2 separate regions of the Mus musculus genome follow, and region 2 is linked to region 1. Evidence: chromatin loops called from intact Hi-C (ENCODE). Cell type or tissue: left cerebral cortex. All regions are shown on one strand.

What was found. A loop is a pair of places that touch in the nucleus more often than their neighbours do. Peaks named below come from ENCODE experiments on the same cell type or tissue, not always from the same donor. Only the 100,000 strongest peaks of a DNase experiment are listed, where the experiment ranks them.
Region 2: a loop joins it to region 1, with 4 times the contacts of the local background. A loop is called at or near these places in 25 of 42 quality-filtered maps.

What each region holds. Positions count from the first base shown.
Region 1 is chr2:173,076,237-173,084,236 of GRCm38, forward strand. Gm40011 reads left to right here and starts at 6,544. Exons shown (of 6, transcript XM_011239899.1): 1 at 6,544-6,669; 2 at 6,915-7,077. The coding sequence starts at 7,019. In left cerebral cortex, a CTCF peak has its summit at 4,860; DNase peaks (open chromatin) are centred at 4,579 and 4,844.
Region 2 is chr2:173,015,787-173,023,786 of GRCm38, forward strand. Rbm38 (RNA binding motif protein 38) reads left to right here and starts at 6,116. Exons shown (of 4, transcript NM_019547.2): 1 at 6,116-6,484; 2 at 7,006-7,129; 3 at 7,541-7,595. The coding sequence starts at 6,254. In left cerebral cortex, no CTCF peak of the experiment used is centred here; DNase peaks (open chromatin) are centred at 4,309, 6,088 and 6,762; H3K4me3 peaks cover 1,986 bases; H3K27ac peaks cover 333 bases.

The DNA of each region.
Region 1 (8,000 bases):
GTACATTCCATCAGCATGTAGCGTCAGCATGTCGGGTGGTCCCCCACAACTCAGATAAGGCTGTATATATATATATATATATATATATATATATATATATATATATATATGGCTGGCCTTAAACCAGCAAGTAGCTGAAAATGGTCTTGAACTTCAACTCCTCCTACCTTACCTCTGAGAGCTTATGCTCCCGTGGCTGGATCCTGTGGTGCTGGAGAGCAGACCTAGGCTTTAATGCACACTGGGCAAGCACACGCTCTACCAAGTGAGTGACATCCCTAGCCGGGAAACGGGGCTTTGATGTCTTATGCTGTCTTTCTGAGTCAGGGTCTGTTACATCAGGTCCACGGCCTTTCTTCATCTCTCAGAAAGAGTTGGGAGAAGGTGAGGCTGCTCCCTTAGCTGCTATAGATCAAGATAAATACTATTTGAATTAAAAGGCAAAGCAGATAGCAGCTTGGTAAGATGGCTCAGTGGGTGACATGGCTTGGACCCGAGTTCCCAGTTTGAATCTCCTGATGACCCAGAGTGGAAGGAGAAAATTGGCTCCATACAACACATTAAAAAAATATTAGACAGTAGGGTGTGGTACTGTCGGCCTATAACTCTCATGCTTGGGAGGCTGAGGCAGTAGGATTGTTGCGAGTTCAAGGTCTGTTGGGAGCCGAGTCTTAGCAGAAAGCGGCTATCATCTCTGCAGCCATCTCGGGCTATTTACTTACAGGTTGGTACTTTTCCACCCTGACGAGAGACTTGTTTTCCTAGCATGTTTTTGCAAGAAGCCTACCACAGCTGAACATACTCTGATAACATCTTGTTTTTCTTCTATGCATCCTGGACCTGTGGTTAAGTGTCTCCAGCTGCCCTCCCCAGCGAGTACATATATACCCATAGTTGCCTTTCAGTAAACGAGACTCGAGACTTGAGATTTGATCCTTGAGCAGATAGCCGGTGTTGTCTCCATTCTTCATGTCTCTTGCCGCTCAGTTCCCACTTTCTCTCTTGCAGACCCTGTTGACTGACCCGTGGACCGAGTCAAAGGTCAACTTGGACTGCTTAGTAAGATCCTGTCTCTAAAAACCAAACCAAACCAAACCAAACCAAAGCAAATAGAACATCGACATGAAATTTTCAAAACTTCTGAGCACACACCAGCAGATGTTAAAGACAGTCCAGAGCCCACAGCGTATGCTGGGAAGCACAGCCAGATTCCCTCCCTGTCCCCAGCTTGGCTCCCACAGAAAGCTGTTTAACAGAGCAGATGGTTGCCTTGGTCTGGAAATTAGGTTATTTGACTCTCAAATCCAAGGTGCATGCTGCTCTCCCTGACCTTAGGTGTGCAGAAAAGATGGCAGATGAGGACAACACACACCTGTCAGTGGAGCTCAGCACGCCACGGGAGCACTACAGCGTGCCAGGGGAGCACCACAGCATGCCCGGGGAGCATCATAACGTGCAATGGGAGCATCACAGCGTGCCAGGGGAGCACTACACTGCACAAAGGGAAGACCCCCCTGTGCAAGGGGAGGATGCCTGTACATACAAGGGAGCACAACAGCGTTTAAGGGGAGGACCACAGTGTATCACTCCTTGGCCTACATGACAAATCTCATATACCACATCCCCTGCATCCCTGTCTGAGATAGGCTTCCACGCCCCAGGCTGCACATCGGTGAGAGAGCTCATGTTTGGAACCCAAGGTGCTCATCAGTAGGCACCCAGAACTGCCAGTCTTCAGGTTCACACAGAAATTCATATGAGGCTTTCAGCAACTGCTTTTGTTCCCAGGGGACACTTGGTAGCACTGGTAATATTTGGGACATGTTTCTACTAAGTAGTCAACGTTTATATGAAATACAATTTTTTCTTTTTTTCTTTTTCCCACTGAAACAAGGTCTAATGTTAGTTCAGGATTGCCTTAAACTTACTATGTAACCGAAGATAGCCTTGAACTCCTGATCCAGTGAGCTGGGATTCCAGGTGTGTGCCTGCACTCCTGGTTTTATGTAGGGCTTGGGATTAAACCCAAGGCTTTGTGTGTGCTAGGCAGGCACTCTACCACCTCAACCACATGCCTGGCTCAATAGTTTTTTTTTTTTTTTTTGGCTTAACTCAAGTTTAACTGAGAGGCCACTATGAAACCTACAACCTATAACCTGCTGTTAAATGTTACATATAACCTAGAGAGAGAGGCATTCCTCTCTCTCCAGCATTATTGCTTTAAAATTATTTTTGATACATTTATTCTTTCTCTCCTCCCTCTGTTCTCCCCTCTTCTCTCTCTCTCTCTCTCTCCACACACACACACACACACACACACACACACACTCACACACACACACACACTCACACACACACACACACACTCACACACACACACACACACACACTCACACACACACACACACTCACACACACACACACACACTCACACACACACACACACTCACACACACACACACTCACACACACACACACACTCACACACACACACACTCACACACACACACACACTCACACACACACACTCACACACACACACTCACACACACACACTCACACACACACACACACACACACACACACTCACACACACACACACACACACACACACACACGTATGTGTGTGTATTTGAGTGCGTGTGTATGGGCACATGCATGCTATGGTGTGCATGTGTCACAGCACATGAATAACTTAGGGATTTCTGTTCTCCCCTCCCACCATGTGTGTCCAGAGGATCAAACCCAGGTCATTAGCCTTGGCAGCAAGCACCCTTACCCAGTGAGCCTTATGGCTTTATGCCTAGCCTACTGAAGTGTAAAACAGACATATATAAGAGTGTGTAATACTTGGATGAATTTCCGCAAAGTGAGCGTGCCCAGGTATCCAGAGCCCAGACTGGAAGATAGAGACAAACTGCGGCCCTGAAGACTTCATGCCCCACTGCTCCTCACCGTCCACTTAAAGGCAACCGTGAATCTCCATTGCAACCCTCCGTTGGCTTCAGATGCCCACGTGTGGAAGGAGTGTCACGGAACAAGCTGCAGTAACGCAGACTGTGAAGTGTCATTCCTTGTCGTCTCTGTGCTCATTGGTCTCCTGCAGACCCTGCTAGCGAGCATCTGATCGAGCCTTTGCCAAGTGTGCACATCCCTGAACAATCCTCCTCTAGGTACTACTCCAGCACTCGATGCTGTCCTTGTCACTGTGCACAGACACCTACGTGTTTAACATTGGCCTGGCACTGAATTCTAAACGGGGCAGTGGTGATGTGTGCCTTTAGTCCCATCTCTTGGGAGGCACAGGCAGGCAGATGAGACTAGCCTGGTCTACAGAGTGAGTTCTAGGATAGCCAGGCTACACAGAGAGACCCTATCTTAACCCCACCCCCACCCCAAAGACCATAGTGCTGTCACCTAGACACCCGGCCCTGAACATTGCCTGTCCACAGTAGGCGATTCATAGGCACCTGAGAGGAGAGAACTCAGCTCCTTCCTGGCTGTCTTCACCAGGACTCTTTATGGCCGTGTTATCGAGGATTGATCCCAGATGGACGACTCGTCTTTGCATGTGATTTGGCTAAGACTTAAACAGCAGCCAGGCAAATGTTAGGGAAATGGGCTCTGAGCTTGAGGACCAAGACATTGTTGGGGGAGACCTGGAGGGGCTGCTTCCTCCTTGAGGTCACCTGCATGGGACGTGCTAATTATAGTTCTCAAGCTGCCCTGACTGCTAAGAGGCAGCTGCTGGGAAGGGCATTCCTGGGGTGTTTCAAAAGCCTCCAGTCCCTCTCTGCAGGGCTCTGGGCCGGCTACTGAGGGATTCCAGGGATGTTCCGACTCCTCAAGCCTTGCTGTCAACCCTACAAGAATAGACATGTAAGACAGTCACAGGGAGACAGGCTGTCCTGAAGGTAAAGAGAGGACCCAGAACAGCCAGTCCAGAAGGAGACTGAGGCCAACAGCAGCCACAGAAAGGGCTTTCAGCAAACACGGCCTTCCTGGTAACACAGGATTCCATGTCAACATTCCTGTTAGGATAGCGGGCAGCCAGCACATGCCAAAGCAGTGCCCTTCCCAGCCTTGGTCAATCATCAGGCCCAATGCCTTAATAATCACCTGCTTGGTCCCAAGGGCCAAACGTTTGAGTTGTGGTCCGTGGCCTGGGGTGTGTGTCTTGGCAGGGACATGTGGTTCCAGATGGACAGATGTCTCACATGTGGGATGAAGTTTCAATGTGATGCAGACATGGTATTTCCTCAGACTCAGCCTTGTTTTAAAGGAGGGGGGTACATGGTACATTCTCATAGAACAGCAGCATGCTCACTCAATGGGCACAGGCCTGAGCTGCACAGGGCAGCCGCACACACCTGACCCGCACTGCTCCTGGCTCTGCTGACTGAGGAGAGCTGCATCCTGCATCACAGCCTGTCCTCAGTTTCTCCATCTGCGGACCAGGAGGACGACCTCCCTCCCAGGCGGCTGTGCAGATCCCATCAGAAGTCACAGAGTAGAATGGGGTCTCGCGTGTCCCAGGTTGGCCTAGAACTCCGTGTAGCCAGGAATGACCTTGAACTCCTCAGTCTCCTCCTGTACCCATCGCTGTGTTAGCCCTGTGCTGCGGCTACAGCCCAGGGCCTCGTGCATGCCGGGCAAGCGCTCTACCAGTGACACACATGCCCAACTCTAAGACGCTCACTTCTTAGGCCCTCTTAAATATTGCTTTGTAATGGTGAGAGCCACATAACTGCCCTCACCTCCCTGCCTTTCCCCCTGCACTCTCTCTGTTCCTCCCTCCCTCCTTTCTTGGATCTCTTTCCAACCTTCTCTTGCCTTCCCTCTGGCGCCATCTACCTGCCGTCAACTGCAGGGCAGTTGCAGCTGACAGTGTCCAGTGTGGGCTTTTGTGAGCACCCTAGGACTCTGACCTTGTGGGGAATGGACATCTCTGAACTCTCATCCACAGGTGGAGTGGGCGAGTTTGGACTCTTTCCCACAGGGGGAGTCAGGGTACCCGGACTGAGCCACAGGTGGAGTGGAGTCAGGGTGAATGGCACTGTGACAAAGACTCTTGTTTCTGACTAACCTTGGCATCCGTTATTTTCACACTAAGTGGCCAGGGCTGACCATTAGGTCAGTGGATAGGACTGGACTGTGGAGCCTGGCTGGGGTCACCATCTCTCTGTTTATCCAAAGGGGTCACCCCAGCTTCCCACCAAAGTCAACCATCCAGGATTTGAGGCAGAGGGGAACAACACCCACACATCGCAGTACTCATAATGCCCTCTCCGTGGGAGGCTCTGGGCCAGGGGGCTAACTGGACATCTGGGAGCCCAGCTGACCGCCCCTCTTAATGGATAAGCCTGGTGGCCTAGCCAGGCTCCTAGTCTCCTCTTCCCAGAAAGTGGCTCCTACATCCCTCTACCATGGGTATCTGGAGCTGGTGGAAAGCCAGGGCTCTACTGAGGGGCAGGGAGAGCACTGTTAGCCCATGGGGCGCCTGGCTACACCTGGGCAGGGAAGAAATGAAACCCTTGCAGCCTGGGCCTTGGCTCCTGTAACCTCCTGAGCAGCGTGGGTTATTCAGCCACCGAGTCTCATTTGTGAGGCCAAACGTCATTCACCGTTGACCTCAGGGTGCTGTGAGAACCCCATCCATTTCCACACACACCTGGAGATTCTCTTTTCTAGGTTACCCATTCTCATTTCTCCTGAAGACTCCCCACTGCCACTAGGCACCACGTATGCATATGTCATCTTTAGGTCCTGCATCTGACAGGAGGTTGGTCTGGACCAAAGGCCAGCTCTGTGTCCTACTCACATGCTCCTTAGAATGTCACCAGTGCTGTCTTCGTCTGTACTGGCTGGCTTTGTGTGTCAACTTGACACAAGCTAGAGTGATCACAGAGAAAGGAGCCTCAGTTGAGGAAATGTCTTCATGAGATCTAGACATAGGATGTTTTCTCAATTAGTGATCAATGCGGGGAGGACCAGCCCACTGTGAGTGGTGTTATCTCTGGGCTGGTGGTCCTGAGTTCTATAAGAAAGCAGACTGAGCCATCCTGGCCTACAGTGAATTCCAGGACAGCCAGGGCTATACAGAGAAACCCTGTCTCGGAAAAAAAAAAAAAAAGAAAGAAAGAAAGAAAGAAAGAAAGAAAGAAAGTAAAAAAGGAAGAAAGCAGACTGAGCAAGCCAGGAAGAGCAAGCCAGTAAGCAGCACCCCTCCATGGCCTCTGTATCAGCTCCTGCCTCCAGGTTCTCTGTGTGAGTTCCTGTCCTGACTTCCTCCAATGATAGGCAGTGACGTGGAAGTGTAAGCCGAATAAACCCTTTCCTCCCCAGGTTGCTTTTTGGCTATGATGTTTCATCCCAAGAATTGAAACCCTGGCTAAGGCGCTGCCCTCAAGCCCCCGCTTCTATTGAACCGATGCACACAGGCACTGGCTGCATGGCTTATGGCTCACCGCTAGCAATGGAACCTAATTGTAAGTTCTAGAATGTCCAAAGAGCAGAAAGTTCTAGAATGTCCAAAGAGCAGAAAGGAATGAGGCCAGTTGGAAGAGCCACAGAGGTGTCCCTTTGCTCTGTTCTGAAAGCTTGGGGGTTGGGGGGATCTAGCAGACCTCAGTCACCTGCTGCAGGAAGCGGATGCTCAAACTGTCACCAGTGAGTGTCACTGACGGTTTTGCAATGTCCGGGTTTGCCTGTGTCTCTGTGGAGGGGAGATGGGTTCACAGCCTGGTGTGCCTCTCTCTGTGCCTCTCTCTCCTTCCCCCTCTGTTGCTCCCTCCCTTTCCCCTCTTCCTTCCCCCTTCCCCACTCCTCTTGGGAGTTCTGGTAGCCCTGAGTTAGGTTCCACCCCATGTTCTAGAATAGCTGGTCCAGGAGCTGGACACTGGGTTTCTTCAAAGGTCCCAGAGTGGTGCACACCTGTAATCGCAGCAGTCAGGAGATGCAGGTTGGAGGACCAGGAGTTCAAGGATAGCCTCGGCCACGTAGGAAGTTTGAGGCCAGCATGATCAACAAGAGACTCTATTTCAGAAAACCAAAACCACACGATGACAAGATGTTTCAGTAAGTAAAGACCCTTGGTGCCAAGACTCATGACCCGAGTTCTGTACCTGGGACCCACGTGACGCCCGAAGGGAGCCCAAGCTGGGCGTAGAGGCACACACCTTTAATCCCAGTGCAGAGGAGGCAGAGACAGGCAGAGCTCTGTGATTTTTGAGGCCAGCCTGGTCTACACAGTGAGTTCCAGGACAGCCAGAGCTGAAGTGGGAAAAGCACCCACACATTCTTTTTCTTTAACCTTCCCTGGGGACTTCTAGCACCTAGCCAAGCTTGCAGATTGCTGTGGCTTCTAGACGCTGGGGGCTCTTGGAGGGCTGACATAATCAGAAGCCCTTTATCAAGCAGCTTTTACCGTCTGGGAGCTCCCTCCAGGGGCCAGGAAGGGCGGGTCACTGAGAGAACAGAGTGAGAGGAAGGGGGCTGTGCAGAACTGGGGAGCCCTTCTGAGGTGGGGTTGCTCTTTTCCAATCACCAGCGCCTCTGACCCTGTGTACTGCCTGCTGCCTCTGACTCGATTCACTCATTCTGTGAATGAGAATGGCCCCTCCCCTGCCAGGCTCACGTGTTTGAGTATTTGGTCCCTAGTGGTTAGAACTGTTTAAGAATTAAGAGGTGTGGCCTTGTAGGAGGAAGGGTGGAGGTGGAAGTGGTGGGCGGTGTGTGGGGGTAGGGGTGGAATTTGAAGTTTCAAAAGCCCACACAGTCAGTTTCTCTCTCTCTCTCTCTCTCTCTCTCTCTCTCTCTCTCTCTCTCTCTCTCTCTCTCTGCCTCCTCTTGTAGATAAGAACGTAAGCTTGGGACTGGAGAGATGGCTCAGTGTTTAAGAGCACTGGCTGCTCTTCCAGAGGACCAGGGTTCAATTTCCAGCACCCACATGGGACACCTGTCTGTAACTTCAAGACCCAACACTCCCACACCGACACACA
Region 2 (8,000 bases), 60 kb before region 1:
TGTGAGCCACATGCCACCCCTGCCTCAGTGTTGAGGGAAGGTGCTGCTATGATGTCCTGAGAGAGGCCACGGGGGGTGGGGGGTGTCTTCCTTCCACAGCTCATTTATCCCACAGAAATTGTAGACAGTGGATCCCAGGTGACTGGCCTGGGGTGCCCTTGGAATCCCAGCTACTCATCTTGAGGCAGAACTTGGAGTCTGGCAGACAACTCGGTTTAGATGGGCAGGGAATGAGGGCTCTCTTTCCAGAGGTGTCTCAGCTCCTCTCACGGAGACTCTTGGCCTCCATGACGGTGAGAGGAGTAAGCGGTAATGCCCAAGCCCTTGAGTGTGTGGCAGTTGGTAACGAGCCACAGGAGCGGAATATAGGAGCTTCTTGCGCTCAGACCCATGGGTGTGGTGGGAGAAGGGCCTTGTCTTCCCCAACCAGAGTTCAAGGGACCCAGAATCATTGTGTGTATGGTACACACACACACACACACCAGCACTCTCAGCTGCACCGGTGCCTTGGAGGACACAAGAAGCGAGAGGCTGCATGCCAGTATGCAGCTGTCACCAACATGGTGACATGGTGTTTGCCTCCATGCTGTGATACAATGCACCCACCAGTTGTCTCCATAATAACGCACTAGTATGACAGCACACACGTGCCTACATCATACATGTAATGAAGTTAATATTCATTTTTATGAACTAGGAATAGTAACATGAAATAATACAATGTGAGATTAATATTAATGTAGCAACTGAATTTAATTTTTTGAGACAAGGTCTCACGTAGCCAAAGCTCATCTTGAGCTTGACGTGCAGGGGCATGCAGGGATCAGAAGAGGATGCTGGTCCCCTGGAGGAGCACCACACTTGAGATGCAGTGCTGGGGCTTGAACTCAGGACTTCATGGATGCTAGGCAAGTGTTCTACCCACTCACTGAACCAGTCCCAGTCCTCAACAGCTGTGGTTTAAATATGATTGTTCCCTTTGCATGCAAAAACATTTGTCTGAGTCTTTAAGCCATGACTCTGAGAAAGTTCCTCCAGTCTCTGCGGATGGCTACAGGCTCCAGGGCCTAGGAGGACCTGTGAGGGTACACTAGTTGGCAGGATACAAATTCACAAGTTGTTGCTCCTAATGCGGATGAGAATAAGTTAGATGCTCTCTCAGAGCAACCCCAAACCATCTGCAAAATCCTAGAGACATTAGCGCCTAGAGACAGTCCAGTGGTTAGTGGGAAATGCCACCAACAGAAGATGAGTTACCCTGCTATGACTCGAGGGGACAGGAGGGACAGATAGGGTCAGGCTTTGCCTCCTCCTGAAAGTCTAAGCTCTGAAGCTCAAGGGCACCACATGGTAGTTTGCTATTTTACTCCAGGACTCTGGCAGGCAGGTTGGCTGAGTTTGGGACAGGTAGGTGGCGTGCAGCTAGGACTATTCTGACTGTCCTCTGGGGAGGAGATTGTAAACTGGTGTCCCACGCCATGGGCCTGAATACTCAAACTTCACACCTGTTCACGTACTTCGATCCCCCCAACCCCAGAGCAGAAGACAGCACTGCAACCAACCAATCTATCCACCAGTCACTGGAGGCTTGACAGCGCAAGAAACGGGGCTGAGATCCAAGTCCAGGCTGACCCCAGTCCGTGCCACAGCCGCTGAGGGGCTGTGGGGAGAAGGGCTGGAACCAGTCCCAGGGGCCCTGACTTCCATACCCAGGACAGAGCACCACCCCTGACCTCCATCCCACGATGCAGTAACACCCCTGACCTCTGCCTGCAGGTACAGCAGCATATCCTACCCGACTCCCACCCCTACCAAGCTGTGACTATAAAGGGTGTCTCTGTGTTTAGTTAAATCAGAACAATTGTATCTTGCCCTTTGCCTCATGGTCACAAGATGTCTTCAGAGCTCCAGACATCTGCTACAAACTCAGGACAGAAAGAATGCTATGGTTTGGCTGAGGAATAGCTCAGTTGACAGAGAGCTTGCCTCATATGCTCAGAGAACTTGGTCCCCAGTACCATGTAAATCAAGTGTGATGATGCAACTCCTGCAAACCCAGTAAAAGGATGGGAGCTCAAGGTCACCCTTAGCTACTAGCAAAGTTGAGGGTAGCCTGGGCTACACAAGATCCTGTCTTAACAAAAAAAGTATAGAAAAAGAAAAAATGATTGCCAAGGTCTAGTATTGCCTGGTACTCGATCTCACCAGTCAGGAAGTGGAGAGCTCCACAGGGGCCCTGACAGACTTCACTGGGGACTCCCTGGCCACAGACGGTTGGAAAAGTAACTGCATCCTCCAACCTCGCCTGTCACAGGGCTCCGGAGAGGAAGAAGGTTGTGGGACAGGGTGTTATCTGTCGACTCCAGGGTAGCAAGGTTTCACAACAGGTTTTCATGTCCACTGTCTTGGCACCTGATGCCACCCACATCCTGCCTGAGGTGCCTGAAAAGCAGCAGCAGAGATTCACAGTCAGGCTGTCTCTAGAACAGTGTGTGACGGGTTTTTCCTCTTTGTTTGTTTGTTTGTTTTACAGTTTTGTTGGTGGTGGTGGTGGTGATGAAACAGAGCTGTGTGTGTGTGTACACATTTGAATGCAGGTCAGAGGACAACTTTGTCCAGTCAGTTCTCTTCTATCTTTATCTCTATTCTGGGGATTGAACTTGGGTGTCTAGGCTTCCAGTTAAGCACATTTGACTCCCTGAGTCACCTTGCAGACTCCTAGCTCCAGAAAGGTTTTCAAAAAACCGGCTTGCTCCAAGATGCTATCTCTCACTTCCTTATGGTGTAATCTCTGGTTCCTCGGTCCCCTTGCTGGGTCTCTGGCATTTATTTAGCTTTTGCTGGCTCCCGGGGCAGGATTTCCCGCACTAAAACGGGATCCTCCACAGCACGGGCCAGCGTTGAGAGCATCACAGGGGTGGTAAGAGCTGATGGTAGTTTCAGGCTTGTGCCAAGAGCTCCGCCCAGAGGTGCTGACCCTGTGAGAGTTATAATTATCCCCTAGTGGCAGGAGGGTTCCAGGGACTGGCCAGCCCCAGTCCCGCCCCTTGTCCTTCTCAGAGCCAGCTAGCTAGGCAGCCTGTCTATGCCCACACCATCAAGGTTCCTGACGACTGGCCTTGCCAGCTGGGGAGTGGGGCAGCCCAAGCCTGAAGCCTGATGGGTTCTGAGCTTGAGAGAAGTTTCTTTTTGTCAGGTGAGGTTGGCCCAGCACAAACAGGTTTAGACAAAGTTTAATCAACTGATAGTCAGAACAGCTGGGTTATAGCCAGCAGCACCCCACTCTAGCCCAGAGGATGAGGTGTCAAGGGTTTCCCCCCAACTCCTGAGTTCAAATCCTGACTCTGCCCAATCTGGCTGTTTTGTCCTGGACCGTGCACCTACCTCTCTGGGATTCTGTCTTCCCAGACCTCACAGCAGGGGACCAGGGCAGCTTCTGAACGAGACTGGGAGGATGAAGTGGGGTCTCAGAGTTGGATTGGCTCAGGATCCTCTGTGGATGAGCCTCCGTCCACCCCACCTGAGAACCAGGCTGACGAGAATGGTATAAGGCTGCCTCTGGTTAAGTCATCTATCTAGGGAACTCCTCAGTGAGCCAGCACCGCAAAGGCCAGATGAAGTTCATGTTTAGTGATGCTAGAGGCAGTTGCCAGTACTCAAGAAATACCACTGAGCCAAGCTCAGGGGGCAATAGCAGCACGTGGGAGGCTGAGGCAGGAGGACAGGAAGTTAGAGGTTGGCCTGGGCTGTATAAAGAGACCCTGAGTGAGAGGTGGCAGGGAGGCGGGGATTCGTTAGTAACTGCAGCTGTCACTTCTGGGCCTTTTGCAGTCACCCTTCCCTCTCCCCACTGGCCGCGCTTGCTTTCTTGCCCTCTTTGTCCCCTCCTAAGTGCCCACCTGGGCAACTGTGCCTAGCGGGCGTGCTTTTTATGCAGACTTCTGCAACTGCACGGTTCGGGAATGAAAGCTTGGCGAGTGATTGCTTCCCATTCATAGCAACCCTGGCCCGGAGTCGCGGCCGTTAGGGCATAAGTGTTCAGAGCAAGGCGAATCCACACGCATGGGAGGGAGGTGGAGAGCCTGGACAGGTGCAAAAGTGGGTGATACGGAAAACCCAAAGAGTCAGGGGGAAGCTACGAACAGGGACGGCCATCCCACAGCCATAGTTTCAAACTCGCAGGTTTAGCCAGCCCCCCGGGGTCACGCCCGTGCGCCGCGTTCTCGCATGTTCGGAGGTCCCCTCCCCCTCCTCCCGCCCAGCACGTGCCTGCAGCGTCCGCCCAGCGAGCTTCTTGGGGCGGGGCCCTAGGGAAGCGGAGGGGCGTGGCTGGGCGGTGGCAGGGGCGGTGCTGGGACTTGTAGGCGAGGAGCCCTGAAGCTAAAACAGTCTTTGCCACCAGCTGCGCTATGCCACACTGGGGAAACTGAGGCCCCAGGAAGGAATCGAGGTGGCTCAAGACTTCAGGGCCAGGAAGTCTCGACGCTTTAGGAATAAGTAAAAAAAAAAAACAAAAACAAAAACAAAACACACTTCAACGAGTTTTCAAAAGGCGCTTCTTTAAGGGGTCTTTGGTCTGGAGCCCCCTCCTCTTTACGTTCCACCAGGGATTCACTCAACAGACGCCTCTCTTGCTAATCCCTACGCTACGCCTTGAGCAACACTTGCTAGAGAGCTCCGTCAGCAGCAGAAGACCTTAGACCAGAAAGAAGCCCCGGTTGGGTAGGGTCTGGGGAGAACAAGCCTTACAGCAAAGGAAACTTGAAGCGAGGAAGGTAAAGCCAAGAGAGTGAGGCGCTGGGCAGGGGTATCCCCAGCAGGCTCGGAGTTCTGCTCTGTGTGAAGGGGACTAGACTGACTGGGGCTGAACCTGCCCAGAGGCTGCCTGCCTTACTGTCCGCCTTGACCAGTGGGGCCAGGCCAGTTTTAGCCCCACTAAAAGCTGTAGGTCTTCAGGTCCCAGTGTGATAACCAGGAATGGGGACATGAGGGACGCAGGATCAGGGCTGCTTCCTGGCCCGGAGGCTAAAGCATCGTGCCTGCTTCTGTGCTGAAATTCCCATTTTCTTCTTTCTATTTTATGGTTTCCCATCATACAGGCTAGCTTCTGACTTTCTGTGTAGCAGGGTATGGACCCGGAACCCTCCCACCCTCCCAACTCCTCAGTATTAGGATCACCGGTGTATTCCACTCGGCTGTTTGAAATTTCTGTCTCTAACAAGGGCCCCACGTTTGCATTTGCGCTGGTGGGGAAGAGTTCTGCAGACTGGCATCATGGTCCCAGCCTTGGCCCACGTTCTACACAGGCCATGTCATGCCTTCTGCTTGTTCTCCTGCTAAGGGTGACCCCACAGGCGGTCCCATGTCAGTGACATGGGAGCCCAGCCGCCTTTGTTCTTCCTCACAGTAGAAAGTAGAAAGTAGAAAGCTCTTAGCTTTCTACAAGACTGTAAAAGGTGTATTCACTATCGATTAGCCCTCATTTTCACAGACTACCTAGTGTCCCGGGGTATGCCATTGTTGAAGTCCCAGCAGAGAATCCCTGACACCACAGGACCGCCAAAGTACGTGTGATGTATTATGGTGTGCGTGTGAATTATTTTTATAAACATGGCAAATTCACTTTGCCCTTTATTTTTATTTTTTATTTTTTGGAGACAGGGTATGATTTAGTCCAGCTGGCCTCAAACTTAGTATATAGCCAAGGGTGGCCTTGAACTGACTCTCTTTCTTGAGTGTTGGGTTTACAGGTGTGTGTCACCAGCCAGGTTTTTGTGATGGGGAGATCAAACCACAAGGGTTCGCGAATGAGTAGCTGAGGCACTCCTTCGGACCTTTTTTTTTTTTTTTTTCGGACCTTTTAACAAGTACGTTTGCACCCCTAGTCGCTCGGGTGTAAACCACTGAATCAAGCAACGCTTGGAATATACCGGACCGTGCGCCCCGCGAGACAGACAAGCTGATACCGGCGAGCACCTAGGGGCTAAGTCACCTCATTCGCCGGACCCGCGTCCTGGCACGCGGGACGTACTTAGAACTACAATTCCCGGCGGCCCCCGCTTCCAAAGGCGTGTCTTAAACGAGAGGGGCGTGACCGCGGGGCGTGGCCGGCTACAAAGGCGGCCGGCAGCTCGCAGGGCGCGGAGTAGACGCTTCGCGGCGGACGGAGAAGCGGCGCGGGACAGCGTGGGGAACTCGGATTCGGCCTGGGACACCCCCGCATGCGCCGGCCGGCTCGGTAGCGGCGGCCCCGATGCTGCTGCAGCCCGCGTGCTCCCCGAGTGTGTTTCCGCGGCCGTCCGCCGCCCCCAGCGCCATGCACGGCTCACAGAAGGACACCACGTTCACCAAGATCTTCGTGGGCGGCCTGCCCTACCACACCACCGACGCATCGCTCAGAAAGTACTTCGAGGGCTTCGGAGACATCGAGGAGGCCGTGGTCATCACCGACCGCCAGACCGGCAAGTCCCGCGGCTACGGCTTCGTGAGTGCCCGCGGCGCGCGCACCTGCCGCCGCCCCTCCCCCACCGCCTCCCAGACCCGCCGCGCGCAGCCGGGACTCCGGGGCTTCCCGGGGCCGTCGGCCCTTCCCCCACACTTTCCAGCTGCCCCAAAGAAGCGTAAGCTGTTAGCGCCAGCGACTTGAAGACGGTTTCCCACTTCCTTCCACTCTAGTGTCCCCAAACTAATTCTCTGAGAAAGTTAACGGTACTTACTGATGGCCTGGACAGCGGGGGGGTGGGGAGGACTCCCCTTGAGGTTCCCTTTACTCCACTTCCTAGGGGATTGTCGCTGTCCTTGAAGGCACTCCGCACTTGAACTTTGGGGAAGGAGCTGCAGCCCTGGAGGCAGAGAAGACAGTGCCCCAAGGGTCCTAAATACCAGATACTCTTCTGGGAGGAAAGACCCAGAGATGGCCCGATGCCCGGGCAAAACCCCCTTCCCTTCTCTGCCTTGTTTTCCTCAGCCAGCCACCAAAGCCCCTGACCCTCTGTGTTCCTGCAGGTGACCATGGCAGATCGGGCAGCGGCTGATAGGGCTTGCAAAGACCCTAACCCTATCATCGATGGTCGCAAGGCCAATGTGAACCTGGCCTACCTGGGTGCCAAGCCTAGGAGCTTACAGACGGGTAAGAGCTTTGAGTTTTCTTTCCAGCCCTCCTTGTTTCTATATTCAGCTTTGGTATCTGTCTGATGGAAAAACGCTGCCCCCGCTCCCCCTTTGTCCCCGAGTGGCAGCCAGCAATCATGTGCCTGCAGAGGCAGCCCAGGGCAACCACCCCTGGCTTGGGAGCTTGCTCCTCTTTCTCGGCAGTTTATGGTCCCAGGGATAATGATTTTTTTTTTCCAAAGTCTCCTACTCTTGGGGAGGGAAGAAGTCAGATGCCGACCAGGCAGGGGATCATCCCGAAAAGCTGGTACAGCCTGTGGACTTAATGTGCTTTGACCAGGAGAGTGGCGCGTGTTATTTGCCCTCCCTGTGTGTGGCCCTGGGACCTTACCCATGCAGTGTGCTGTTCCTAACTGCTCTCTTGTTTTAGGCTTTGCTGTTGGTGTGCAGCAACTACACCCCACCTTGATCCAGCGCACCTACGGGTGAGTGGCTGTAGCTGGCTGTGGGTGGGAAGGAAGGCCTTGAGGTGGGACAGCTGTGGACCTCTCAGCTCTTCTCAGGGCTGGGGAATGGCTGTTTTCAGAAATTAGATTGTGTATTGGGGGTGTGGAGGGAGAGATAAGACCCACTGCATTTCTCTAACCCAGAGGGGAGCACATGTCTTCGAGCCTGGTGTGTACCTTGCCCCCAGTTATGCGACACCTCCTCAGCCAGGTGTCACATGGGCATCCACTTCCTCACCTGTGCAGTGAATGAATGTGGGGACAGCTTTTCTAACTCTCTCGAGTTGGGGAGTTTGGCACACACCTAGTGCGGGCAGCTCTTCTGAAGTGTATGTTAAGGCTGGACCTGGTGGGCTGGGCTCTTCCTGGAGTGCTCTCTGATGT